7 separate regions of the Mus musculus genome follow, and all the other regions are linked to region 1. Evidence: chromatin loops called from intact Hi-C (ENCODE). Cell type or tissue: left cerebral cortex. All regions are shown on one strand. Region 1 has its middle 600 kb from the start of 5031426D15Rik. Region 2 has its middle 470 kb from the start of 5031426D15Rik. Region 3 has its middle 330 kb from the start of 5031426D15Rik. Region 4 has its middle 320 kb from the start of Gm30904. Region 5 has its middle 330 kb from the start of Gm30904. Region 6 has its middle 610 kb from the start of Gm30904. Region 7 has its middle 510 kb from the start of 5031426D15Rik.

Region 1 (4,000 bases):
CCAACAAACATCATTTTCCTCAAAATTGAATAAAGGAAAAGAACATTTTACAGAAAAAAAGAAAAACCTGATAGTGAGATAGGGGAAATTGTATACATGTGTTAGAGCCACAGTAGTAAGTTTATCATAAGAATAATTAAGATATTTAAGGAATCAACATGCTAATCAGTCAGAAGAGAACACTAGTGCAAAGAGGGAGGCAGGAAGTACATGCTAGATGTCCCTGTAATGGCATAGGAACCCGGTGTGACTTCCTTTGCTTTACCACCGAGAAGCAGGTTCCATTAATTTTAAAGGTTACTTATGATCACATGGCAGAGAAGAGATCTCAACAGGTGTCTGTAGGGTTTCAGCTCTGAGCTCTTTGTGACAACAGAAGACATTTGACAATGCCAATTCTGTAAGCTAATATTTATCAAACAGTTTTTGAGTGCTGGACTCGCCTGTTGAGATTTTACTTGCATCTAATGATTTTATCTGCTGTTTATGTTGTTGCTGCTTATGTTTACTTTGTTTTTGTTGTGGTTTGAATGATGAATGTTGGCCTTAGTTTCATGTATTTAAATACTTGGTATCCAGTTGCTCTTTCTGCTGCTAGTGCTGCTACTTAAGGAGGGTATGGTACTTTCAGCACTTATGGAGTGCTGAGGGAGCCTTAATGGAGGAAGTGAATCATTCAGAGTGAGCTTTGTATGTATATAGCTAAAGACAGTTTTAGTTTATTCTTTTTTATTTAAATTATTTTATTTATTTATATTCCAGTAGCTGCTCCCCTCCCTCCACCTGCCACAGTTCCTCATCTTATTCCTCCTCCCCCTTGCCTCAGAGAAGCAAGTTGCTCCCCCACTACCAGGCCTCCTCCTTCCCTGGGGCCTCAAGGCTCTCAAGGATTAAGTGACCTTCTCCCACTGAGGCCAGATCAGGTAGACCTCTGCTGTATATGTGACAGGGGCCTCAGATCAGCCCATGTATGCTGTCTGGTTTGTGACTCAGTCTCTGGGAACTCCCAGGGATCTGGGTTAGTTGAGATAGCTGATCTTCTGATTCCTTGGATATGTGTGTGTGTGTGTGTGTGTGTATGACCTTAGCTAAAATGCCCAACAATGGGGAAAGAGACCACCTCCAGTAGATAGACAGAATCTCAAATAGAGGGAAAGGGTTACTAACCCACAGTCAAAATTCCTGAACCAGAATTGCTCCTGCCTATTTGATTCTTTTTTTTTTTTTAAGACAATAGATTTATTCTGGGCATAATCTTAACATAAAGTATAGCTTCTCAAAATTCATATGCCATGGGATAAAATTTTAAGGATTTCCATTCTATGCAAACACCTAGCTTTAATCACTGAAAAGGTAAAATGAAAACTGTTTTAGTCCAGTCTATTCTGCAAAAACAATGATAAGCATTTTAAAAGTGGTCTACAAAAATACAAAAACATCCATGAATACCTGATTTTTGTAGGGTCTGCTTTTGAAAATTAGTTTTGCATTAGTGTTTAATATAGTATTTGATAAAGAAAAATGTATAATATTTGTTGTGGCTCTATTTTGAGACAGAATTTCACTATGTTTCTTTGACTGGGTTGGAACTCTAGAATTTGTGTTTTCCCTAAGCTTTTTGAAACATGGGACTATGGGGACCCAACAGAGATACAATTCTACCCATGTCATTGCTGTACCAAAGAATCCTTAGAGAAATGAAAAAACAAAAAAAATCAAAAAAAAAAAAAAAAAAACCCTCAAGGTGGATTTGCTAGAATCCTAAGAAGGGTGTCTCTCAGTGAAGCTAATTAGGAGGCAGTGGCTTTCTGTTATTCTAAGTGCAAAAGTTTGTAAGAATAGAGCTTGAGCCAAATAGGAAGCTTCGAGTTCATTGCGCAAGAGTGGTCATAAGGATCAGAGAGTTAAGACTATAGGGACAATTACTTAACTAACAGCATACTCAGCTAACATGGAGCCTTGGGTAGGATAGGTGTCTTCCTCAAATGCTGTTCCATTCCCAGCTAGGCATCTGCTTTGGTGGGAGAGCCAGTGGAGGAGAGTTCCCACCTGATGTACAAATGGGGGCAGAGTGGGCAAGGAGGAGGACATGACTTCGATCCTCTGGGCACTGTGAGCTCCTACTGCTCCCGAGAGGGGACTTCCAGCTTTCTTACTTTCCCAATAGTGACTCGCTATTCATGGACAAAAGCATGAGTCAGCATGTCTGTGTCTTGCCAGACGATTTCTGTGTTTATACATCCATATGCTGTAGTGCCTCTCTGTAACTCAGCTCATCTCTCAGCCCTCAGCCACAAGGATCCTGAACAGAGCCCTCCTCCTCTCTCTGCTCCTGAGTACAGATCCATCTTCCTCTGAGAGAGCCACGCAGCTCCAAATACAATTGATTCTAAGAGAAAATTGCCCACCTTTTAGAGTAAATAAAGTTGAGAACGGGGCTGAGCAACTTCATTTCCACTTCCTAGCAGAGCGACTGAAGGCTGAGCTTCCTTCGACTTCAATTGCTCTCCTGAGAAAGTTTTTATTTAGCTTAACAGAAGAAAGCACAGTTTCTAGACCATAGAGGAGGAAAAAAAAAAAAAAAAAAAAAAAAAAGAACATTTCAACTTTGAATTAAAATCTCTCTCTCTCTCTCTCTCTCTCTCTCTCTCTCTCTCTGTCTGTCTTCCTGTTTCTGTCTCTGCCATACTCTTTCCCTGCCTTTCCTTGTATTATTACCAATAGTCAATTATAGCATTATGAACTGTCAACATAATAGATAGAAGTGTGCCATATAAATGACAAGAGAAAAGAATAGGGACAGAACGAAAGGCTCTGAAATATCTCTCTGAAGGCACGTTTGTAAATGACAGAGGAAGCGTTCACAGAGAAGATGGCAGACAAAACCCCAGGACCCTGTGAGGTAAAGACTGCACCTTATTTTCTGTAGAAACTGATGTTTGTGCGCCAGTGAGCAAAGAGGCTAACAAAAAGACACATTGAGTAATGGCCCTCAGATGTCTGTCCTTTGTGTGGCACATGTTGGATGTTACATAAAGCGCTCCTCCCTTTGCCCTCCTACAGGCTTGATATTTCTTTCTTTCTTTTCTTTTCCCTTTTCAAGGATTAAAGGAGACCATCCTACGTGGAGCTGTCAGGCATCAGTCAATGTGGGTTGAAATTAACCACAGAGAGTGACGCCCAACTGGGTTTAATCTGAAGGGAAAACGAAGACACTGTACTCACAAGAAGTTTAAATAATAGCATCTACATTATTTATATCCCCAGGCTTTAATCCAAATAACCAATGGAACAAGAAAAATAAAAAGAATAAAAGGTTGTACACAGTGTTTTGTGCAGTATAGGTGTCTCAAACTAATGAGCCTTCTGGATCCTCGTGCGCTTCTGAATATCACCAGGGGTGATTATAGCTTGCAAAAAAATAGACCAAAAAAAGGCATGCCTTCCTATGTCTTGGGCTGTAATTAAAGCCACAAGCCATCAGAAAGCAAAGAGGCCAGCTGCAGCCTTAAAACCTTTAGCACCCTGGCATTAAAAATAGATTACAGCACAAAATATGTACCCAAAATAATACCAATAAAAAATTTGCACATTTGATTACTATAATTGATTTTTTTCCTTCTAGATATGAATAAATGACCCAGGCTAAATGCCAGTTCCTTGCAAAGAATTTCATTTAAGCTTCACTGAATTGAAAAGGCTCAACCAGACTCAACATTTCCAACTTCCTAGCAAGTAGCAGAAAATCTACCTGACAGTTGCTATGGAAACACGAACAGGAAGAGTGAACCACCAGCCTATAAATCCACAGAGAAACCTTTCTTAATTGGAAGGCCTTTAACCCACACATTTTTCTCATAGCTGCAGAGCTTATTTCTAAAGAGATTATTAAATTCCTCAATTGACTTATGAAGGATGCTTCCCACTATATTACTGTGCTTTGGGTTGCTCATTCTTTATATCTGTTTCCAAAATTACAAAGCAGACCAGGGATAATAAA
Region 2 (4,000 bases), 130 kb before region 1:
TGTGGGATATTCCAGTGTCAGCATGGAAGGATCTAAACCAAGAGATAGGTGCCAGCCTGCACCAATGCAGTGCAGAAGTGACTATCAGGATCTATAATTGACTCACTCACAGCTCTCCTTATTTGGACCATTGACACAAAAAATCTACCATACCTGCTTTTTTCTTTTCACAGGAGTTACTCATTTGCATCATGGATAAAGTAAACCAACTACACTATTTGAATGGAATAATTCCTTCTCTCTTTTTAAAGTTGAGGAGACAGACTCAGGAAATTAAACAATAAAACCAATGGGAGGAGTAGAGATGAGGTTTCACGTTTCCTTACATTTTTATCTATGTCTCTTATCTCTTTTCTTGTTTCTCTTTTATACCCAGTAAACACAGGTTTGAAGTCAACCTGTATTGACAATTTAAATACAAATATACATACGAAAGAGAGAGAGAGAGAATGGAAATACATGCACATAGAAAAATAACCCAAGCAAATATGGGAAGTGAGGTGAGAACCCTAATTTCCTTATCACTTGACACAATACTAAGTTAATCGAGGCTAATCAATTGAATTATCTTTACTAGTTTCCTAGGTAAACTTACAATACATCAGAATTATTTTGACAATCAAGGTGCAGCTTTTTAATTTTTTGACCCCCGTCCTGCCTCCCAGATTTGAACATACTGCTTGTTTGGTTGATACTATGTCCATCCTTAACAATAAATCCTGCAAACATCTCATCCTATCTGTAAGACATAATTCTTATGGCTTTCGTACGGGCTTTATATTTTCACTCTGGCATGTTGATAATTTCGTCTGTATGTTGGTGTGAAAAGTCACAATGTGCATTCTCTTCATCCGATATTTTCTACTTCAACACCTGTGCAATTATAAGGTGTAAAGTATTCCCACATGCCGCAAGGGCTAATGATACATGCAGGGATACTGTGTAAGAGCTTCAACTCGGAAACTGTCATGTCACAGCCCTTCAGCAGGGAGAGCATAAAAGACCCTCTAACAGCTATGTTTAGGGATCGGAAATTGGGGCCACTGATGGTTCCTTATGTGCTGGAAAAGTGGGTAGGGCAAATGTGACTTCAGTGTTGTTCAATGTTTTATTAATGAGGGAGGCATCCTTCAGTTGCCAAAGTCTACAGAATCATCAGTTGGTTACTAGTTCAGGGACAAAGTCGCACAGTGAAAGCCCTGGTTTTACATGGTGTTCAGTAAGAGAGGAAGGCAGCTTTCACACAGAAGACCTTTGCGTGCTCCAAATCTTGTTAAGGGGAGAGGCTCAGCTTATCTAATCCTATTCTTATTTTGTGCCAGAAATAAAATTCTGGAGAGCTCTACTGATCTTCATTTTCATTTGTTCATTCAATTAGAAGTTTGTGAAAAAGAAGACCCTGACTTTGAACATTTGAACATTTAAGGAGAATTTACCTTTTTCATAATTAAGGAACACAGATCACTGATTCTATGCAGTCACTATGGAGTTGGTTACTTGTTACTGGGCAACACATTATTCCAATTCTTACTGAAACATTGCTAACAGACAGTTACTGGTGTGGAGCAGATTTTTAAAAAATGAACTATTAAATCCACAGCGTTTTCTCCCGTTGTAAAGAGGCAGACATTATTTTAGCAGTTGACATTTCCTAATGTTCTGAAGTCTTTTAGACATTTCAAGTGGTTCTGGGGGCATTGGTGAAGACCCAAGGGCGGCAAAGTTCAGCGCTGTTAAATGTAGAGATGACACAATTAGACAGAATGGCTTCAGAGAACAGTGGACGCACTGTCCCACTCTCTCTAAGATGCAAAGGTAACAACCTTCAAACAGCCACAGGAGACATAGTCTTTAGCAGAGGCCTTGGTAGACAGCTGTTAACTACTGCTTCTGAAAACTTCCCATTCTATTTCTGCTAATCCATTTTCTTCTTAAAACTAAGTAAAATCTATCATAGCTTATAAGCACAGAAGAGGATAGCAAATTATATTCCTCGATGTTTTTATATGTATTTAAGAGCAAGTTTTAAAGTCCTCACTTCTAAGTTTCTTGACCCAGATCTAAGCCAGCCTCAGAAAGTCTAAGCATTTCCATGTGCCTTCCTTCCTGTTTCTGACACTCAAATCTGCATAAGATCAAAACTTCCTACATTGAGATGTACTTTTAAATGACATGCATAGTGTTTGATAGTAATGACAATGGTGATAATATTTCCAGTTTTTTTTCTCTACAGTATTAGCCTACAATCTAAAGTGTACAGACGACAGGTACTAATTAGCAGAAGCAAACTGCACATGCACCTAAAGAAGGGATGTGCTATGGTCTACGGAGAGCTAACCTTGAACTCTCATCTACAGCGAACAGTCAGCACACAGGAACATCGTAAGAAGCCCGTTCTAGACGCGGGAGAGAAGCCTGCCTCTGGACATTTACACTGTGTTTCATTTTCTCCCCTGTCCCTGAGTAACAGGTACTGGCACTCCCCAAGCAGTTCCAGTCAGAGTGTGGAGAAATACTTGTTGAGTTTAATTGGATTGAATTAAAAATTGTCCTTTCAAAGAAGCAAGTTGGCATCTCAAGTTTAAGGTCTCCAAACGATAGAGGCTCTCCTCCACGACTGTCTAATGAACCCCTAACTAGTCACAGATAAAGAGGGATTAAAATCACTCTACAGAGCACTCGCTCCAGTCTTTCATTATCTGGACTACAGAAGTCTGTGATAATTATACTGTTCCATAAACAAAAGAAGTTTAATCCTTGTATTTCCTGTTTAAGAAGTAAACATCAAAACGTTATGATGGGGACCGGTCCTATTAGAATACATGATAACACCTGTCAGGCAGCAACTTTGAGGAAGTCAAGACTTCTGAGAGGACACTGAAACTCCAACCCCAAACAACCAAACAGCTCCTTGACAGAGCGGAGCAATCTCAGTCTTGCTGCAGCTGGGCATCGAATAGTCAGTTTGCAGAGAGAAGCATCATCAGGGTGCATAGGGATGCCGTTATTCCTTGTTATAAGCATGGCGCGGAGGTCATACATCAGGCAATTATACCTTTTCATTACAGGCTAACCCCTCACAGCAGGGAAGCCACGCTTATGACAGCATTAGAGAGACAAAGCCTTCAGCTTTTTTTTTTAAAGGAAAATCCAAAAAAAGAAAAAAAAGATTAAAAATTAAATTCATTTTCTTACCAGCACGTTGCAGCACCAACTCGCTCACGGGAATGTTGCTTTTACAGGTTTCTCTTTTAATTATCCTGGAAGCAGGGAGACAAGGGAGGGGGGAGGTAGAGAAGAAGAAGCAGGGTGGTTAAATTAGCGTGCTGGAATCTTTTCAGTTTGTCGCAGAGAGTAGAAAAATTAAAAAAAAAAAAAGGGAAAAAAAAAAAACTCAGTAATTTAAATTTGCTCTCAGTTCAGGCTGCACCGCTGGGTACCGCCCCTTCTTCCCGCTGGGTTCCATTACCTGCAAGGCTGGGACTGACCGCCACTGTTCAAACACAAAAAGGCAGCCAGCATGCTGGGACCATTCTGTCTGCTGTTTGGGTCTCACTTGTCCTCTCAAGTGAGCATCACCACCACCACCACCGGGAAGGTGTTCTGCAGCTCCTTTCCGGGCACTCCCATGCCATTCCTTACCATGGAGCTGAGCACACAGAGTTGGGGCTTTGCTTACAGTATGCTTTGCTTTCTTACCCCACTTTATAACGTTATTTATTGCAACTATATCTTTACTAATATTTTTTTATCTTGTGCCATCTTTTGTATTCCTTGCTGTCCCCTCTTCCCCTCTCTAAAACACTGTCTCCCATCTTTTCCTTTACAGCACAAACATGAGCACATTACTAAACACAGCAGAAGACATGTCAAAATTATAAGCGCTCCCATTCCTTCTTGGACTTTTTGACTTTCTTTCGTTTTTGAGCTTGCAGTGTTGAGATACTTGGTGCGAAAGCCTGCCTAGAACCAAGTTTCTAAAAGCACCAGAAACTTCTAA
Region 3 (4,000 bases), 270 kb before region 1:
ATTTCTGTCTTCCTGTCATGTGAGTCCAAGGACTGAATTAAGTCACGAAGACACTTGGCAGCATGGTAGCATGTGTCTTTACCTTTGGGTTCACTTGTCCTGTCTTCTTTCCCATAATATTGACTACATATTAGATCAAGAGACTAGATGTTCTTGGAGTCATGTGTAATTTTACTAATGTCAAATTGAATAAAGAATCCCATGCCCCCTCTCTCCCTACTCATGATGGATTGTCCAGTTTGCCATCGACAAACAGATTTCCTAAGTTAATTATACAACAGAAAGGTGAAAAACATATTTCATATATCTATATCATATATATCTCTATCTCTATCTATCTATTTATCTATCTATCTATCTATCTATCTATCTATCTATCTATCTATCTATCTATCTATCTATCTATCCATCTAGTGGTGTGTGTGTGTGTATGAGAGAGAGAGAGAGAGGGAGAGAGAGAGAAAGAGACTGAGTGTGTAGATATAATTAGCAGGTCTCATGTGTCTTTGGACTCACTTATTAATCTATAACTAAACCAAGAAATCGAGTTAGACAAGGGCAGAGATGACATTGACTTGCAGGGAATGAGCTTTTCAATCAAGCTGGAGTTTTAGGAATGCTAGTGGTAAATCAAAATGGTCTTAGTTATGTTTTGTTAGGGCGTATTACAACTGTACTTTCGTGTGACTTTGGGGTCAGAAAGACATCACTGAAGCAACATGGTGCCACTTCTGTAGCTTAATGTCGAGATAAATTAATCTGAGATGCCATCTCATAACTTATAAGTGAGGAACCTGAATGGGATGAGGCAGCGGTATGCAGTCTCCTCGAAGTAACTTTAGTGGAGGAAGTAAGGGTAGGAAACGCTGGTTTGGGTGTGTTCTCTTGATATGTGCAACTTGAGGTCAGTTCTGCTAGACATCTGCTGACGGATGCTCTAATCAGTGTTGTTGTGTCAAAATGAGATGCAGAGTTGTGGTTGCTTTTATGAGTCTGGCAATGTCTCTGCATGCCATCACAGTTAGCCTCTCATTTCTAGAGGATCTCAGAGAACAAAAAGAATAAGTAACAAACCTGAGCTGGCCCACTAGAGGTGATGTCTCCAACTTTCCTCTTTTCAACTCACACCATAGCTAGATCATGGAAGCATGTCTGAAGACCCTATTCCAACCTGACTGCTCTGTCTCTACTTGGCTAGAAAGGAAAGGAAAAGCAATTATGTCTTAAGGTCCCTTTTGGTCATCTGACTTCCAGACATCGTAGAACGCTGATTTGTGAAAATGTCTATTTCAGACTCAGTCATCACTACCCAACTCTCGTTTCTCAACTGCCCTCTTAACCACAAAACATGGTCTGAGGCAGAGCCACTAACACGTTTACTTTATGCCTTCCATATTACAAGTGTGACTATTTTTAATGACCTTTAAGAATCTATTATTGGATCTTTCACATCCTACAGAAAGAGCTTTCATTAGCATGAAAGAATAGTTTTCTGTAAATTAAGTAGAATTGCATCAAACAAAAATGACTTTCTTCAAATTTCCAACAAGAAGCCTGTCTAAAGATAAATTTAAGATTTTTTTAAACAAAAGTTCTTTTGCATTAGCAAAAACAACTTGAAGGCATTATCATTTTAAATGAACCATCAAAAAGTGTGACTTCTAAAACAGAATACCACCGTCAAATTGTAATTTATATAAACTTTCCAAAGCCACTCACAGAATGAAGTGATGTTCACATGTATTTTACATTTTAGAATGAAAACTTGAGGAGGAGGGAAGTTGGCATTATTTTAAAGAAATGTTAAGGAGTAGAGGACGTGAAGATCTGTGCTTCTGTAGGAAGAACATTTTCAGCTTTGAAAGCACACACAGCTTATAGATTCAGGACTAATGAGGGATGCTTATAGATACAGGTCTAACGAGAGATGCTGCACATTGTACACACTCTATCAAGCTAGTAGCATATTTGTATTGATAGCTCTTGTTTAACTAACTGGAGAATAACAAGGCTCATTGTGTTATTTCCTTTTGTAGTTTTGATCAAATTGTCAAAGGGTGGTTCAGGCTGAACTAGTTATCTTAATTGATACAATGCACAGCAAAATACATTGATCCATAGGAATGGGTTCCAGATCAATTGTCCTTTTGAAAATAATATTTACATTTAGAAGGGGCCCTGGATACTCACTGATCCCAAAGGTTAAAGCTAATTTTCCTTTAACCATAGTGATTAATGCATCTTTGGTATCCTGAGTGGTTTTGAATCAATACAGAATATCTTAAGGGATTCATTTATTGCTTCTCAAAGCCCACCTTTGAGTCTAGGAGGTGCAGAAGATGGTGAAGCCATTATTTTCACACACTGACAGATGGGAACAACTGAGTCACAAGCCAGTTGGGTGATTTGGCTAAAACCAAAGAATCAGATATGATGGCTACAGTCTCAGAATAGTGTTCTCAACTCCTACCTCCCATCTGTTCCTTACAAGAGACTGAAAGCCAGTTTTCTGCTACTCTGCAAGACACATCTATTTATTCCATTAAAATGGTTCAAGCTGGTCCCAGAAAAGTTTGCCTTGTCTATCTCAGCCCCACACTTCTAGTTCATACCATATCTGGAAAGGGGAGTGTGTGGACAATGATACACGGCATCTTTATTCTTTTTTTTGTTTGTTTGTTTTTTGGTTTTTTTTAGAGACAGGGTTTCTCTGTATAGCCCTGGCTGTCCTGGAATTCACTTTGTAGACCAGGCTGGCCTCGAACTCAGAAATCCACCTGCCTCTGCCTCCTGAGTGCTGGGATTAAAGGCTTGCGCCACCACACCTGGATGGGATCTTTATTCTTGATGAAGGAAACAGTCCTTAGCTGTTTTCCGTGGGTATGGAAATGGGTACTCTGCATCAATCCTTTTTTCATTCTAGCCTTCTACCCTATTTTGGTGATAGATGCTATTTTATAGCATCCTGGTTTGACACTCAAGGCACAAATTGAAAAGGACAGAGCAGATGTCAGCAAAGCACAGTATTCACTGAATTGTAAAGAAAATTACCGGGTTCTAGATTTGATTGTGACTAACAGAGTCTATGTGATATTTAGATTGTAATTTTCTTCTCTGGACTTAGCTCTGTGACCTGAAAAGTAAGTACCTATAGTAGATTAGTGAGGCTGCCCTGACAGGAAGATGGCAGAGGAATGCTACAAGAATGGTTTATCAACCAGAAGGGAAGAACTCAGTCCCTTACAGAGAGTACATCTGTAAGAAGAATGCTGTGCATCCTGGCTGGTTTAGACCAGTACCCCTGTCGTCATAGGTCACATTTCATGCAATCCTCATTTCCAGATGAGTTAACATTTAGAACATTAAGTGTGTTGATTTAAGGGGTCACTTGGCTACCTCTGCTATATTTTCCAAAAAAATCTCAAGGGATTTTAATGATAGGTTTTTCTAGTTAGATTTTGTTCTTGTTAAGACTCTTTGCTCTTTTTTCAAGGAATTAGGGACAAGCGAGGGAGACCTGTGACAAGGTAGAAGCTCTGGGACTTTCCTTAAATCTTACCCTGGGGCTATAGAGATGGCTCAGTGGTTAAGAGAACTTTCTGTTCTTCCAAAGGACCAGAGTTCTAGTCCCATTGTCCCTGCTGGGCAACTCACAATCTCTTGTAACTCCAGTTTCAGAAGACATGGTCTCCATACAGATATCACACACACACATACACACACACACACACACACACACACACACACACACACACACACACACACAGAGAGAGAGAGAGAGAGAGAGAGAGAGAGAGAGAGAGAGAATAATCTTTTAAAAATAGTCACACCATTTACTTAGTCCTAGTGTGAAGCTAGATGGGCTTACCCAAGAAGTACTCATTAAGTTGAGGAGAGACTAGGAGAGCTGGAAATTCATTGATTATTGATTGATTATTGAATGTAAGTAGGGAGCTATTTGTAACACTGAGTTACATTTCTGTGATTTCATTCAGATAGT
Region 4 (4,000 bases), 490 kb after region 1:
ATTTATTAGTTAGGAACAAGAAATAAATATCTACAGTTAATACTATCTCTTGCACGCGCTGGACTGGCCAGCAGTAACGACGCTGCAACAGGATCCTTCTGCACACATTTATTGGGAGAGCTTGATTGCAGAGGCACAGAGACCCCGAGCCCAGAACTGGTGCTGCTTATATAGGCCTAGGAGAGGCGTGTCTCACACCCGGATTGGTTATGCACTAAGCCTCATTTGCATGTTCCTCATCTGATTGGCTACTCTCTCTCTCTGTACCTCACAGAGCCTCATTATCATACCTCATTTGCATGTCTCACATCTGATTGGTTATACTCTCAAAGCCTCATTATCATGCCCGGGCCAGGCAGTATCTTTGAAAAAAACTTTACTGCATATGTACACATTGGTTGTTTGTCCAAACTTATGCGTGGTGGCCAGCAGTAGTCAGCGCCACTCTGCAGCGGCACATGTGGCTTCCCACAACTATCGTTTATCTTTTTTGCTGTTTTAGATAGTATATTTAAACAAAGACAAAGGGTTACAATGAGGCTTAGTGAGTAAGGACACTTGTAATCAGGCCTTACTGGTGACTAGGATTTAAGCCCCATGAAGATCGTAGTGGATAGAGAGTCTTGACTCCTGCGAATTATTCTGACACTATACACAATGGCATCTACACTTACAACACAAACATAGAAATAGACAAATAGTCATGATAAAAGATTATGAAGAAAATACTAAATTTGAACATATTCCCAAAGGTAATCTTAAAACAACACAAAAGCAATTGCCTAAAAAAAGCAGAACAAGACAGAAGCTCTAAAACATTTGTAAGATGGTGAAGAAACTGCTAAAAAAGATGAGGAAGTTTATTTACATTATTTATATATTTACATACATGGATGAAATAGCTAGCAGAAAAATATAATGCAAAGATGGCAAAACTCTAATAGAAAAGCCATTGAGAATAACAAAATTATTCAGAATACAGTGTGAGCTAATTCTTCTTTATGGCCCTCCTCCAATTCCCTATGACCTACTTATCCTTTCTGACCTCTCCATCATCATGTCTGAGTTCATGGGTGATGTTCCCAACTTTGCAATCCTCTCCTTCTGTGGTTTTCTTCCCATTAGTATCATTTGGTTTTTTATTCATTTAAAAAAAAAATACAAGGATTTTAGGCAAAACTGGTGGGTGACAGTAAACAGTTACAGGCAACTGTAAAGGGATGGTGCAGAGTCACTAGTTTTCTACATATGCTATGAGCATCTTGTCCTTGCCATTTCTTTATCTCTGTAATGAATATATGGTTTCCTGTGCTTTTCTATGAATTTCTTCCTTGCAAATCAACTTTGCATGTACAAGCCTTTGAATTATAAAGACATATTAGAACAAAATTTTAAAAGGGTGCATATGCAGCCTACCAGAGCCAAGAAGCTGATTAGGGTGATCTGGAATCTTTTACGACTCTGAATATAATTTAAGACACCATGTTGTTACTTGGGGGGAAGCCTTACTCATAACAGCAGCGCCATGCTGAAGAACAGATGCCAGTGCGAAGAGAAACTACGATGAAATTAATTTGACCTTTTTCAAGCCTGCAGAACATAAATCAGATATATTTAATAAAGATTGAGCTTGCAAGAAATAGCTTTGACTTCAGATGTGAAAATGTTTCCGTGAAGGCAGGATTTTTGTGCAGTTTGAATAGAGTTTAAATTAATCTGAAGTGACGGGATGTGTGGTTTGGGTGTGTGCAGCTTTTCCTCATTAGATGTATGTGGCACACAAACTAACACGCTTTACCCTTAGTGTCCCTTCAGATCATTAGACACAGAACAGGTATCAGTCTGCTATGCATCCAACAGAACTAATTTCTGATTGCAAAAATGGGATAACAGCATCCAGGGATTTCTTTTTTAGTAAATTCCCATTTAAGTCTATGACCTAATTTTTAATAAGATCCTTGCACTTTGGAAATCTTTACATATGAGAAACGATCCTTCCTCAAAATAAAAGCAAGATGATTGAAGTTTTTTTCTGGCTTGGAGAGAGGGCAAAAGTTTAGTCTGAAGGCAGAGATTTTAAAGATTAAAGTCAGGTTTGGCTGGAAGCCTGTGTTTATTTTAATGAAAGAATGGACAGGGGCCAGACTCATTACTATTGGAATACCTAGCAGCCCCTAAGCAATAACGAAAGACAGATGATAACGTGTGTACTAGTTTGCTAAGGCCATGATAGAAGGGTACCAAGTTCATTCATTCATTCTGCCATCATCTCTTCTTTCAAGTCACAGTCCCTACAGTGTGAAAGAGCTTGAGAAATTAAAATTGCTTCAGGAGCAGATGCTTCCTTCAAAATGTTCTTGTTCTTCACAGTAAGTCCTTCCTTCCTTCCTTCCTTCCTTCCTTCCTTCCTTCCTTCCTTCCTTCCTTCCTTCCTTCCTCCCTCTCTCCCTCCCTCCCTCCCTCCCTCCCTCCCTCCCTCCCTCCCTTCCTTTCTTCCTTCCTTTCTTCTCTTTTTCAAAGAGCAGAATTCAGCCTTGGGAGTACCCACAAGGTTTCTTTAGAGAATCTGAGCTAACTTTAAATGCATATTAAAATTACAAAGCCCAAGCAGGGAGAATTCATTTTCTAAGCAAAGCAAAACACATGAACAAAATACGGTGTGGAGTTGGAATAAGTGGCACAGGAAATGCAGTTCTAACCCAACAATGAATATATTTAAACGTGAACTAAAGTCTTAGAGAATAGCTCAGTAGGTAAGAAGTTCTTACTGGGCAAGCATGGCAGTGTACTCCATCTCCGGAAACCAGACACCACATCAATGTTGTGGGTAGTGTTGTGAATCTGTAATCTCACACAGAGAAGGAATGTGGAGACAGAATAACCAGGCTGCAGATCCCAATACATCTAGTTCAAAGTACCCAGGGTAGCGACAGCTATAATAAGAGAGACTGCCTCAAAAACAAATTGTGAATTTGGAACAGGAAACAGACTCCCCAAAATTTTCCTAGAGCCTCTACATAAACAATGTGATGCACACACATACACACACACACACATACACGGAATAAAGAAATACAAACATTATTTATAAATTAATTAAAGCCAAGGAGGAACAAAACATAGCTATATTTGCTTCGTACAAAGTTCAGCTTGATTAGAATATTCTTAACGTGTCTGTGGATGGGCTGTTGTGGTGTCAAGGTGGTAGCTAGTGAAGCTAAGTTCTCTGTCTGGATTAAGACAGCAACTACAGAAAACAAGAGGAGAAATGCATAGATGTGATATTCGCAAGTGTAGTTCGTCAGATCCATTTCTACTTGGGAGGAAATAAAGACAGAACTAGCACCTTTGCATAGTTCCTATTAAATGTTTGGGCATTGTAATAGTTTGTATATGCTTAGGCCAGGGAGTGGCACTGTTAGGAGGTGTGGCCTTGTTGGAGGAGGTGTGGCCTTGTTGGAGGAGGTGTGGCCGTCACTGTGGATGTGAGCTTTAATACCCTATTCCTACCTGTCTTGAAGCCAGTATTCTAGTAGCTTTAAGATGAAGATGTAGAAGTATCCACACCTTGGTCTTCCCTCTTCTTGATTTTCTTGTGTTTTGCAAATTGTATCTTGGGTGTTCTAAGTTTCTGGGCTAATATCCACTTATCAGTGAGTACGTATCAAGTGACTTCTTTTGTGATTGTGTTACCTCACACAGGATGATATCCTCCAGATACATCCATTTGCCCAAGAATTTCATAAATTCATTGTTTTTAACAGCTGAGTAGTACTCCATTGTGTAAATGTACCACATTTTCTGTATCCATTCCTCTGTTGAGGGACATCTGGGTTCTATCCAGCTTCTGGCTATTATAAATAAGGCTGCTATGAATATAGTGGAGCATGTGTCCTTAGTAACTGTTGGAACATCTTCTGGGTATTGCTGGATCTTCCGGTAAGAAGGAAGACCAATGTGTGGATACTTCATTCCTCCTTAGAATAAGGAACAAAATACC
Region 5 (4,000 bases), 480 kb after region 1:
TCTGCTGGCAAGCTCTCTTACAGGGAAGGTGCGCAGATATCTTGTTTTTGGACCTCCTCCTGGTCGAAGAAGGAGGCCCAAAACAGGGCCTCTCTCAGAAGCTGTGTTGCTTTGGCAGTTCCCAGAAGCTGTCAGCTTCTGTGGTGCAGACTCTCACCTGTGCAGACTAAATTCCTAAGTTCCAGGGAGTCCTGGAACCAAGATGGCGACCGCTGCTGTTGAGGCTGAGGCCGCCTCCCAAGCCAGGCGGACACCTGTCCTCTGGTCCAGACGGTGGCCGGCTGTCTGCGGCCCGCCAAGGGTGCTGCCTCAGCGGCTTTGTGCTTCTGCCTGTCCCAGAAGCTGTCCGGTTCTCTGGCGCACCCTCTAACCTGTTCAGACTAATTTCCTAGGTCCCGCGGAGTCCCGGAACCCAGATGGCGACCGCTGCTGCTGAGGCTGAGCAGCTTATAGATTTTTAACTTCTTTAGAAGGCCACTGACTAACATAAAGTCAGTACAATGCCTGTTTGTGCTATGATGCTTGCAGAAAGTACAATACAAAGTCCTATTGTATGTGAACAGGGGAAATTTCAAGACTCTTAATCTTGGAGTAAGGTGGATAGTAATGAACTCCATTTATACTATGTATTCCTAATCTGGGATTAGGTTTAATTTTTCAAGTAAGTGCAATGAGAGACAAAAATGTAACAATTTAAATTAATCAAACCTTAATAACTTGCTATTGTAAAAAGCAGTGTTACTTAACTTTCTTGGGCGCTTTCTGAAAATAGTGAATTGGAGTATATTTTCAGATCACACTTAGCTGTGAAGAACTGAAACTACGGATAGTTTGAAACCATAATGCATTAAAAATGGCAACTTATTATCTGCAGAGAAATCAGGAAAATTACCAAGAAGGGTATAAGGAAAAACAAAAAACAAAAATAAAACAAAACAATAGAGTCATTTGTATTTGTAACCAAACTGGAAAGGGTCATCTCCGGCTATTATTCCTTCCTACCAAGAATTTAAAAACCTTATCATAAAACAGAGAACATGCAGAGAAAATTTGTGAAATATTAAGCAAAGAAAACAGACAGAAGAGATTTCAGGAGACAAGAGGTGAAAAAGTATATTCTGTGAATGAATGGATAAATGGGCTGTCACATGCTTTGGAACACTGCCCAGTTTGACTCTTGACAACATAGCAGTATAGGTAGATATTAAATGATTAAATCACATTTAAAAGTAAAACTAAAAAATTCTTTGTACCATTTCACTTAATTCGTACAAAATCATTGAAGTGAGAAATTACAGAGATTGAGAATACAGCTATGATCACTAAGGGTCAGGCCAAAGAGAGGCAGGAATTGTGAAGGTTAGTTAAGGGTTGGTACAAAGAATCTTTGTGGGAACAACATTACACACTGAGTGCACCAGATTAACCCTATCTCTGTATGTGTCGATTTCTCCAGGATTCACACCTACACAAATCAATACAAGTGGTCTGGAAGAATTATGGATAAATTCCGTGTATTATTCAGATGTATTCACCACCACTACAGCTGGGCAAGATAATCTGATTGTAGAAAGCTGGAGAACAGTCACACTTACTTTTTTTTGGTGACATCTTGAAAATGCATAATTATTTCAAAAGCTTAAGTCAGTAGAAGATGCTATGTAAAATGCTTTTAAAAAAGTAAGAGTAAGTCTTCAGTTCTCTCAGGGAGGAATCTTAGAGAGGAAACAGGAACAAATAACAGAAAGAAAACATAATGTCATAGGATTTATTGGTGTTAAATATAAATGTAGCACAGAAGGAGACATGAAAACTTGGGGACAGGTGACTGTTGTCCAGCAGCACCCAGTGCACCTTTTAGCATACAAAACCACAGTGACGAATCAGAAAATGGGTTCTGCTGTGTCAAAAGAAACGCAAGAATCATGGACACAGATATTATTAGTCCATTTGTTTGGAATTTGAACTAAGACCAAAAACCTCTGTGATTACATACGTTAGGAAAGTGCTTGCCTGGAAGGGGGTCCCATTTGGCTAGAAATGCGCCCAGGGGAGCTCTCCAGAGTGATGGGATTAATGGACACCTTGGGAAGTGTGTGGGTTCCACAAGTACACGCTTTTGTCACAACTAATCAAATGCCATACTTAATATGAGTGCATTTCTATGGATACAAATTATACCTTCATTTTAAAATGTCCTTTAAAAGGAACTTTAAGATTGCTCTCTCGCACTCCCCTATGAGTCACTGCCTGCACTTTCTGAAGCCCACGCAGCATCTGGATCGCTGGAGAACAGAAATGCGGAGCAGTTCTTGCAGGCACTTTGAGAACTTTAGATCAAAAGGCCTCCAGTCATTATTTTTACATGGTTACAGGTTGATCACAGGCTCTTCAAGAGTCAACCTCGTGTTAACCTCTACATAGTGAAGAAAAAAACCAAAAGTGACAAAGTTGCCAACATGTGCTTAGAAGGAAAAGGAGACTTTGAGTACATGTTAGAGGAATGCAGACAGCTTCCTATTTTTTTTTTTTTTTTTTTTTTTAGAAAACAAAATAACAGAAGGGATTATCAGACCTCTGCAATCAACACTTCAAGTAGACTTTAGGAAAATGGGAACATCACAGTCACAGAAGAATTTCAACCTAATTCTCGTCTGTCTTCAGAAATAAGCAAACACACATCACACAAAAGGAGCCTACTGAAAGGACAAACTATGCTGAAAGCATCCCTAGGTATCACCTTTAACTCCTGAAGGCGTATTTCTCATTGCTTTAAAGGCTGTGACCATACAGTCTTGGCCGAGTTGAACTGTTCCCTGTGAGACATGTTAGCTGGGAAGCCTGCTCACTGCTTTTATGCTTTGATTTGATTTGTCTAAGGATACAGAATGGTTCATACTAATAAATAAAGAGGCCATGACACAATGTCACTGACAGAATTTTATGAAACACGACTCATTGTATCATTGTCTGTTATATATATTTATTTATTACACTCCAGATTTTATTCCCCCTCCCCCTGTCCACCCTCTGACTGTTCCACATCCCATACCTCCTCCTCACCCCATATATACATATTATATATATATACATACATATGTGTGTGTATACATATATATATATATATATATATATATGTAATCAACTGAAATAAAAAAAAAACAAAGAAATTAACAAAAACCCAAGTCTGAAAATGTGTTTTCAACTTGTTGCAAAGAATAAACTCTGTTAAGAGGTAACTTGAAGCAAGATCATGATTAAAAAAAAAATGTCCAATGGGCCTCTCTTTCCAGCGATGGCCGACTAGGCCATCTTTTGATACATATGCAACTAGAGTCAAGAGCTCTAGAGGGGACTTTTGGGATAGCATTGGAAATGTAATTGAGGAAAATATGTAATAAAATATTTTAAAAAAATAAAAAATAAAAAAAATAAAAATGAGGCTTTCTTAAATGTTGGTATTTGGAAATGAATAACAATTAGACTTTAAAGCCCCTGTCTAACACGGCATTTTACAATATTAATTGCTCACTTACTGACATGTTCTCATTTGAAAAATGGTTGACATGTTTCATTCATTCCTTTTATTGGTTTGGTGTCCCATTAGCCATGGCTATTAACTCTTGTATATTAAAGGGAATAAGCAAGAGTCCATGTGGTTGCATTTGTTGGGCAAATATGCACAGAATGCAGCAATAATTCTGTTTAGATTTTGAGAAAGAAATGAGAGGTCTCTGCCTTTGTAACCTTTGTTGAATACCTGTGTGAGATGGTGAGGGTACCACCATGATATAGATTTACTCTACCTGTGTTTTGTGCCTAACCCTCAGTAAATTCTCAAACCTAATCTCATCTGTTTTCAGGAAAAAATTAATCCTTAAAAAACAATGGGTGAAAACCACATAGTTTGTAGGTAGGCATTTACAGAGGACTATGTGCTCATTGCGTAATCCAAAATGTAAAGATCACTTGGTGATTGTTTGTTTTGCTTGTCATTTTG
Region 6 (4,000 bases), 210 kb after region 1:
TCTAGGAAGATGCCACAAGGTAGCCTTTCCAAATGAGAAGCTCTGGCTCTCAGATGAGGTTTTTCAGAAGAGAATTCCAGGGTCTTGACTTTTCCCTGCCTCTACAGTGTAGTTCTGTACGATGCAGTTTAATACAGCACCAACTTCCTATGAACGGATCAGAAGCAGTTTTGAAAGTCAAATGTGCCAGGGGAGTGCTTCCTGTGCAGGGTGACAGCCATTATCCGCCCTCCTGCCTCCTCTTTAAGGCTTTCAGATACAGCAGCAATTCCATAAAGTCTTTCTATTCATCTCTGGCACGTCTATCTCTTGTCTCATTATAATTTCACTTATTTCTATAAAAGAAACTTGACAGCTACAGAACATTTGAGGGAAGAGAGGAAGGCGGGTGGTATGCGGGGGAGGAAAGAAGCAGGCAGCGAGAGGGGGGGAAGCAATCTGCACGTGGCTGTAAGTCCTCAGAGAACCCCTTTGGGTGACACCTTCAGAAAGGACTGCATAACAGCCATATGGCAGCATGGTCCCTTGGCATTATTTGCAGTTGCCTAGAGGCTTCTGGGTAAATGGGATAAAGTCCCTGCCACTAGCATAACAAAGGGGAAGCTCCCCCCACCCACCCCCACCCCAGCAACAGTATACACAGCTTCCTACAGTTATCCTGAGCAGGGATTCTGGCACCTGTAACTCCATCTGTGTACATTAAAAGTTATATGTGCGTATTTGAAGCGGCAAGTTCTTGCTAAGTTGTGCATCCATTTCTTTCCTAATTCTAAAAAGAAAAATTTTAAATGAAGCAAAGGAGGCTGTCAGCTCTAAGTCTTTGCTCCCATCATACTTACATGCTAATCCCCAGCGTGATGCTTTCTGGAGATAGGCTCTTGGGAGTTAAAAAGGTCATGAAGCTAGAGTCCTCTTGAGGGGAATTGCTACCCTGGTAAAAGGCAAAATAAAAACTTTGCTATTTATGCTCAGAGCACAAAAGAAACAAGAAGCATCCAACATCCTTTAACACAGCAGCAACTCTTACTAAGAACCCAACTGCACAGGCACCCTAATGTCAGACCTGTAGTCCCAGCTATGAGAAATAATCTCTATCCCATTAATTCTCTTGGTCTATGATGCTTTGTTATAGTAACATAAACTGACTAGAGAAACTCTCTATAACTTTTACATAACTGCATCCCTCTAAATATGAATTCCTAGCATACCCACATCCTTAAGCAACACCTCATAGAAACAAGAAAAAAAATAATAAGATTTTCATGCATGCATGTGTGTTTATGTCTATATATGTTCAGAGATACACATGTGTGAACAAATTCACATACATCTGAGCATGGGCGTGTGGAGACTAGTAGACAACCTCTGTGTTATTTCTTATGTGCATCCCACTACTTTGAGACAGATTTACTTACTGACTTTGGTTGCATGGGCAGGCTTGTAAATTTAGCCATCCCTGTGTCCACCTTCCCATTGCTGGATGATAAGCCGCTATGCTAGGCTAAGCTCTCTCACACTACTGCTTAGAATCCAACCAACCCTCCATGCTTAAAGGCAAGCACTTTACCAACTAGTCATTTCCTTAGTCCCAAGTCTTTCAATTTTGATAATATAACCCATAGTTTCTTTTAGGTTATTAAATGCATTATCTCTGTGATTTTGATTCCAAGACAAAGTATTTTTGCAGGCAAACCATACTATAATAAAATATAATAATTCTTTGATCACATAATTGTTTACAATCCAAAAATATGTAACAAAAATTTAAAATAGTTCTTACTGACTTATCAAATCCTTGATATATGGATTAATAGTATAATCTAAATAATTTGACTTGTGTTACCATTTTTGATGTACTATAAGCCAAGATTCCCCTTTTTTTAGGAAAGCAGGAAAGAAGTTTATATACTTGAAAGTGTGAATGATATATACCCATAAATATGTTTTCTCTGTAGCTTTTATTAGCTTCCTGTAAATTATCTGAAGATTTACTTAAAAACACAATTACAATTGTAATTTTTATTTCCTTAGAAATGTTATTAATATTTTTCTTGGATACATTCTAGACAGGTAAGGAATGGGTAAAATTTTATTATAATTAAGAAGCTGGTAACACCTTAGGAATAGGGAAGGTGGTAGGACTGATGGCTTCCCCTATGTTCAAGGATCTAACATAATGTGACCCTCTTGTACATTTTTACTTTCACTTAATATTGCCTCCATTTTTGTGAGTCCTATTGGTACAACTTTTGTCTTCCTTGGTGCCTTTAAGAATCATAAGCGATGTGATTATCATCACCATGAGAATAATTAACCATAGCTTTTTGGCACTCTAAGTTGGGAATGTATTATTTCAAGTAGTCAGGACTGAACTGCTAAACTCTTCCACTTTGAAACTGTAAAGGGCTCCCCCACCTGGATTCAAGTGCCTTAGTCATGCAGCTTCTTGACAACATTTGTAGGGAAGAAATAAAACTGTTCATATTGTCATGTGGGGAACTGAAGGGAAATCTCTTTAAAGATTAGTTGCCTATTAGGACCAATAAATAAAAAGAACTGAGAGATTGCTATACTGAGCATCAGATTTTTTCCATCGATGTATCACACTCCTTTGCAAAATGACTACATTGGTTTTTATTTTTTTTTTAAATTGAGACTAGAAGGCACTCATCACAAAGGTAAAATGAATATTTGCAGTCCTCACACTCCACTCTTTTAAGATTAGAATGCCCCAATATTTGAATGAAATGGGATTTTTATTTGGAGTATAGATAAATGGAAGAAGCTGTGCAGTACCTAGAGATAGCATATTCATTTACATAATCAGGGGATTATATTCTACATTTATGCTGATAACCTACTGTAGTCAACTGTATTTTACTAACATTTATTCAGCTTCTTAATATGAATTCAAGAACTCTCCAGGAATATTGCAAAGATAAACAATGAAGCAAATGTAAAGAGGAAGTACAATTTATATAAATTCCTTCATTTCAGAGATATTGAAATTGCACCATTGTCAATATGGCTCTATAAATATATAAATGGGACCATGATATGTGTGCTTATGAACTGATTCTCATATTCACCAATGAATATTAACTAATAAATACTAACAAACAGTCACTGACTCAGGGTGTTAGTCTATCATAATTATATATTAGATATATGTGACAATTTATTTAGCATATCTTTTTATGATATAGACTTTGTGATTGATCTTGGGAACAAAACTTCAGAGAACAAGCAGATTTTCTGATTGTTCAATTAAAGTTTGACCACTTTGATAATTAAGTAAGAATTTAGATAATCTATAATCCAACAAGTGTATAAAAGTACAAAAACCCCTCATATTTGCATACTAATGACAGAGACAAGACTATACATTTATTGAATGCATGCTTTAATGTAGCAGCACGTACATTTTAAAACAAAAACTGCAGATCTTTGGAAGGCAGCTCAAATCTATCAAGTGAATTTTGAGCTGTATTCATACTGTCTAGTGAGTAGATGGTCTTTGATTTGGAAGGTCTTAGCTGATCCTAAGACTTCTACTTAACCCTCTCATTCTGAGCATCGCTAACATGCATCTGTCTGCTACTTATCAACCTAAGTCTTAAAACTCTTTTCAGTGTACCTTTGAAACCTTTTTCATTAGAACCATTTCTGAACATTGAACAGCAACAAAGGAAACTGGTATACCTTGTTAACTGAGTAATATGTGAGCGGACAGTGAAGACACAATGGATCAAAAAAGTAGATTAATTTTAATTAATTTGGTTGACTCATTTTATTGTTGTTGTTGTTTGGTTGTTTTTTGGTTTTGATGAACTTCAATTGGTTTGTTGTTAGAAGCTTTAAGTGGTAAAAACAGAAATAGCCTTTGATGTTGAAAATTCAAAATATAGTCAGCCCCATTGGTGAAGTTAAATCAACTCAAGGGGAGAATAATAGAATGGCTCAAAAACCCAAAACTCTAGGCTATCCAGAGTTTATATGG
Region 7 (4,000 bases), 91 kb before region 1:
CTATATTCATCAAGGAAGTAGGGATCTCAATCAAGAATTCACTTCTGGGCACACTGTGGGAGATAATCTTGATCTGTAAATGATGTGGGAGGGCCCATTCTACTGTAAGCAGTGGGCAGATTGTCCAGGGATGAAAGGAAAGCTAACATGGCTAGAGAAATCGTTCAGTAGTTAAGAGTGCTCACTCTTTCAGAGGTTCTGGGTTTAGTTTCCAGTATGTATGAACCATCATGGTTCACAACCATCTTTAACTCTTTCCAGGCAATCCAATACCTTCTGAGTTCCAAAAACACCAGACTTTCATATGGTTCATATACATGCATGGCGACAAAACAGCTATACAAATGAACCAATCTGATTTTTTTTCCAAAAACTAACTGAATAAAACCTTGATAGCAAGTCAATAAGCAGCCTCCCTCTATGGTTTAGCCTCAGTGCCTGGCCTGTCTTTGCTTGGTTGTTGTAATGTACAATGATCTATTTACTCTCCTAAGCTGATTTTGGTCACAGTGTTTTATCACAACAAAAATGAAACTAGAATAGTACATTTATATACTTGTTTATTGTGTATGTATGTATTGTGTATGTATGTATGCTTATATGTGGGGGCACACATGCATGCATAGCATATGACTGGAGGGCCAGAGGACAACTCAAAGAAGCTAGTTCTCTTCTTCTATTATATTCTATCATATGAGTCCTTCAGAGTAACCCAGGACTTTAGATATTGTGCCCAATGCCTTTACCTTTTGAGCATCTCACTGGCCACAGTCGATTTCATTTGTTTGCCAAATCATACTTGGAAACAAACCTCTCTTAGTAAGTTTAAATTTGACTTGGTTCAGTAATTGAACTTGAAAGGACTGAATGGTGTTCTACAACACTACTCCCTGAAATAAACTTCCTCTACCTTCAGGAGGTCATCTATGTATTCTTGCAAGAGTATCATGATGTAACCTCTGAACTGTTGGCATTGCCTCCCAGAACAATGGGTGGTGAATGTGACTGCACCCTTAAGTTCGCAACCACTCCTCCCAGACCTTTTTGCAATTGTTCCCTAATTACGTGTGGCCCAGTAGGTCTTAGATAGGGGTTAAATTCTACGAACCTTGAGAGGTTAATTGAGCGGGAGTCCACCTATGCAGACGCTGAGAAGCCATCGTCTACACAGAGTGAGGAGGTTTTTACTGTGGCTGCATATAACTCCTCCATATAACTGCCTAATAAATTTCTTGGTTCTCCAAGGTGAATTTTGGTGGGACAAACATTGGTTTGTCATTCTGACCGTATCAGAAAAATGACAGCTTTGCTTAAATCCCACCCCTGCTCCCAGGAAGAACATTTGGCAGTGATGGGTCACTTGGTGATGTCTAAGAACATGGACGGGAAGGCTGTAATCCAAGCATGAAGCTGTCAATGACAGGCACCTGCCACATTTGGAAGAGCGTCTTCAGCTGAAGCCTCAAGATGCTTCCTATCTTATTCTGCCAGAGGCAGAATGGCTTTGTTAGGTAATTTTTAAAGATATGTTCTGTATTACTTCATACGTATATGTAAGTACTTTCATGTATGTATATACATTCACATGTGTGCAGGTCCTCGGAGAGGCCCAAAGATCTGGTGTTAAAGGAGGCTGTGAGCTGCAGAGTTTGGCTGCACAGTACAGAACCCAGATTCTCTTCTAGAACAGCAAGTGATTTTAACCATTGAGTTGTCTCTCCAGTCCCCATTTTTGTGTATGTGTGTGTGTGAACCTACACAGGCAAAATTGTGTTACTTCATTGGCATCTCAGTAAACACACACACAAGAATCTGTCTACACCTCCACTCACTAGAAATAGTCATCGTTACCATCCATTTATGTTCCTTTAAGGTGAAAAAAATTTCAGCAGGATAAAGTAACATTGTTTGTCAATTGCTTTCTAAATTTGGAATCAGTCCAGAAAACCCACGAGGCAGTTAAACCCCATCACAGTTAATCTACAGATGATCCAGCCATGTGACTGTCCCCCACGCCCCTCGCTGCTGATCTTTTCATGTATTCTTTATAAGGAATCCACTGAACTTTAATTAATATGAAAAATTCAGGTTTTCATCTGATTTAAATGTGACTGACATCACGCTGCTTCTAAAAGAGGAACAAAGTACAGGCATGGGGGCGAAAAGAAAACGGAAAATCTGGTGCCTGCCACCGTCTTATGTTCCTGCTGCCAACATCACTAGCATTTCCATGAGGCATGAGAGGGACACATCTGTCATATCTGCCATACATTTCCATGTCAGCATGCATAAGCTGGGTCAGCCCTGAAATATGTCTATATACTGGAACAGACAAAATCAGTTCTCTGCCAAATGGATCAGCAATCTTTAATCACAAATGCCCCAGGTAGAAATGGCCAGAGTGATGTAGTTCCTCTGGGTTTGTGATAGATAAAAGTTTGTGGGGTTGTAAAGGAAGAACATACACACCCACACCTACATGTGCATGCATGCACACACTATGGTTTGCCTCTCTGTCTCTCTCTCTCTCTCTGTCTCTCTCTCTCTCTCTCTCTCTCTCTCACACACACACGTGCACACTAGGTATGCATTGTCATGTGATAACCCAGTTATCATTTTTAGGAACTTAATGGTATCAGATGTAAATATGTTCTTGCAGCCAAGTAGGATGGACTCCCTTTGTATCTGCTCTTAGCCATTAACATTCTGCTTCTGCACATCAAATTTCTCTCCCATTTGCACATTTTTCTTTTATAAGTGAGTATGCGTATCATGATGCAGGGACAGCATCTTCACAAGATCAATAGTGATTCCACAGAAATAGAATACAGTCTTAGCAAATCAGCAAAGTCAAATATGAGACTAGAAAAGAAGGTTGACCCACTGCATTTCAATGTTTTGGCCATTCCACCTCTAAAGTTGTAGTTGTCAATTAAAAAAGATATGACCTCTCTCTCCCTGACATTGGGATTTGTGAATCTAGCCCTCATCCTCACTAAGTCTTCTCATTAGACTTTTAGGATCAAGTGTTTCTTTTACAAGAAGCAAAAGCACTTTATTTTCCCCAGTGGCATCAACTAAAAGCTGCAAAAACAATCACATACAATACTAGAAGATCCAAGGGGAAGGAACAAGAAGGCTCTCTCTGTAAGGAACCACATGGAAGATGGCTTACATACTAATACTACACTGAAGTTATGAGTGCCTTACCATATTAAATTTAAAAGGTCATTATGTGGCCAGTTGTACAGCTTTCATTGGGAAAATAATGTCCCCTCCCTTTTTCTTTGTTTTTAGGCTTCTCCTCCAACAGGTTAGTTCAGTAATATATGTCTGAGAGCTTTTGATTAGAAAAATAGTACAAAAAATTAGGACTTTTGCCTTCACTCCCTCTGTGGGCCTTATGCTAGTCATTTAATGCACACCTACCTTTATTGCACAGTGGTGGAAGACAGAGAACCTTACAACTGTGATTATAGAAAAACGAATTCTTGTAAACTCTTAAGTAGAAAATGAAGATCCCAAATGTGAATCTTTGAAAGGCTTCTGAGATTTTCTCAAGTTCATTTCCTTACTTACAAGGGGACACATCTCAACTGATTTTAACAATCAGGAACATTTTTAGCCCCTGTCTTTCTTTTGTAACATTTGGTAAGTACACAAGGAGGAATTTCCATGTATAAATATCAAAATACATGCATACCACTTAAATAGCTGTACTTTAAATAACAGAATTGGAAGCAGAATCAAAATAGTTTGATTCTAATGTTGAAAAGAAAAAAAGGGACAGAGCATCTGAGGCAGCCCCCTTTTTGGGCTCCAGACACCCGGCCACCTTCCCTGCCAGAGGATAAGTGTCCTTCTGGCCCAGGAGGGCTTTGCCTGAGCATCTGCGGGAGACATCTTGGATCCCTGACTCCACCGGTGAGAGTGTGGACTACAGAAGCTAACAGCTTCTGGGACAAGTCCTGTTTTGGGCCTTCATCCTCTGCCAGGAGGC

Evidence for each region. Hi-C counts contacts between places; a loop is a spot of excess contacts. Peaks named below come from ENCODE experiments on the same cell type or tissue, not always from the same donor. Only the 100,000 strongest peaks of a DNase experiment are listed, where the experiment ranks them.
Region 2: it touches region 1 in a loop (14-fold over the local background); 4 of 42 quality-filtered maps call a loop at or near these places.
Region 3: a loop joins it to region 1, with 2.4 times the contacts of the local background. A loop is called at or near these places in 2 of 42 quality-filtered maps.
Region 4: a loop joins it to region 1, with 2.5 times the contacts of the local background. A loop is called at or near these places in 3 of 42 quality-filtered maps.
Region 5: a loop joins it to region 1, with 3 times the contacts of the local background. A loop is called at or near these places in 3 of 42 quality-filtered maps.
Region 6: it touches region 1 in a loop (6-fold over the local background); 3 of 42 quality-filtered maps call a loop at or near these places.
Region 7: a loop joins it to region 1, with 4 times the contacts of the local background. A loop is called at or near these places in 2 of 42 quality-filtered maps.

The regions. Positions count from the first base shown.
Region 1 is chr2:7,527,613-7,531,612 of GRCm38, forward strand. No RefSeq gene overlaps it. Among named protein-coding and RNA genes, the nearest start is that of 5031426D15Rik, 600 kb to the left of the region's middle. In left cerebral cortex, no CTCF peak of the experiment used is centred here; DNase peaks (open chromatin) are centred at 756, 2,246, 3,098 and 3,781; H3K27ac peaks cover 3,845 bases.
Region 2 is chr2:7,392,663-7,396,662 of GRCm38, forward strand. It overlaps a transcript of Celf2 not described here. Among named protein-coding and RNA genes, the nearest start is that of 5031426D15Rik, 470 kb to the left of the region's middle. In left cerebral cortex, no CTCF peak of the experiment used is centred here; DNase peaks (open chromatin) are centred at 36, 1,116, 1,743, 2,471 and 1 more place; H3K4me3 peaks cover 3,983 bases; H3K27ac peaks cover 4,000 bases.
Region 3 is chr2:7,253,761-7,257,760 of GRCm38, forward strand. It overlaps a transcript of Celf2 not described here. Among named protein-coding and RNA genes, the nearest start is that of 5031426D15Rik, 330 kb to the left of the region's middle. In left cerebral cortex, no CTCF peak of the experiment used is centred here; DNase peaks (open chromatin) are centred at 1,851 and 2,454; H3K27ac peaks cover 3,391 bases.
Region 4 is chr2:8,020,739-8,024,738 of GRCm38, forward strand. No RefSeq gene overlaps it. Among named protein-coding and RNA genes, the nearest start is that of Gm30904, 320 kb to the right of the region's middle. In left cerebral cortex, no CTCF peak of the experiment used is centred here; DNase peaks (open chromatin) are centred at 1,546 and 2,788; H3K27ac peaks cover 2,406 bases.
Region 5 is chr2:8,010,780-8,014,779 of GRCm38, forward strand. No RefSeq gene overlaps it. Among named protein-coding and RNA genes, the nearest start is that of Gm30904, 330 kb to the right of the region's middle. In left cerebral cortex, no CTCF peak of the experiment used is centred here; DNase peaks (open chromatin) are centred at 1,556 and 2,273; H3K27ac peaks cover 2,463 bases.
Region 6 is chr2:7,734,106-7,738,105 of GRCm38, forward strand. No RefSeq gene overlaps it. Among named protein-coding and RNA genes, the nearest start is that of Gm30904, 610 kb to the right of the region's middle. In left cerebral cortex, a CTCF peak has its summit at 2,425; DNase peaks (open chromatin) are centred at 404, 1,355 and 2,416; H3K27ac peaks cover 2,048 bases.
Region 7 is chr2:7,436,920-7,440,919 of GRCm38, forward strand. No RefSeq gene overlaps it. Among named protein-coding and RNA genes, the nearest start is that of 5031426D15Rik, 510 kb to the left of the region's middle. In left cerebral cortex, no CTCF peak of the experiment used is centred here; DNase peaks (open chromatin) are centred at 1,690 and 2,151; H3K27ac peaks cover 2,595 bases.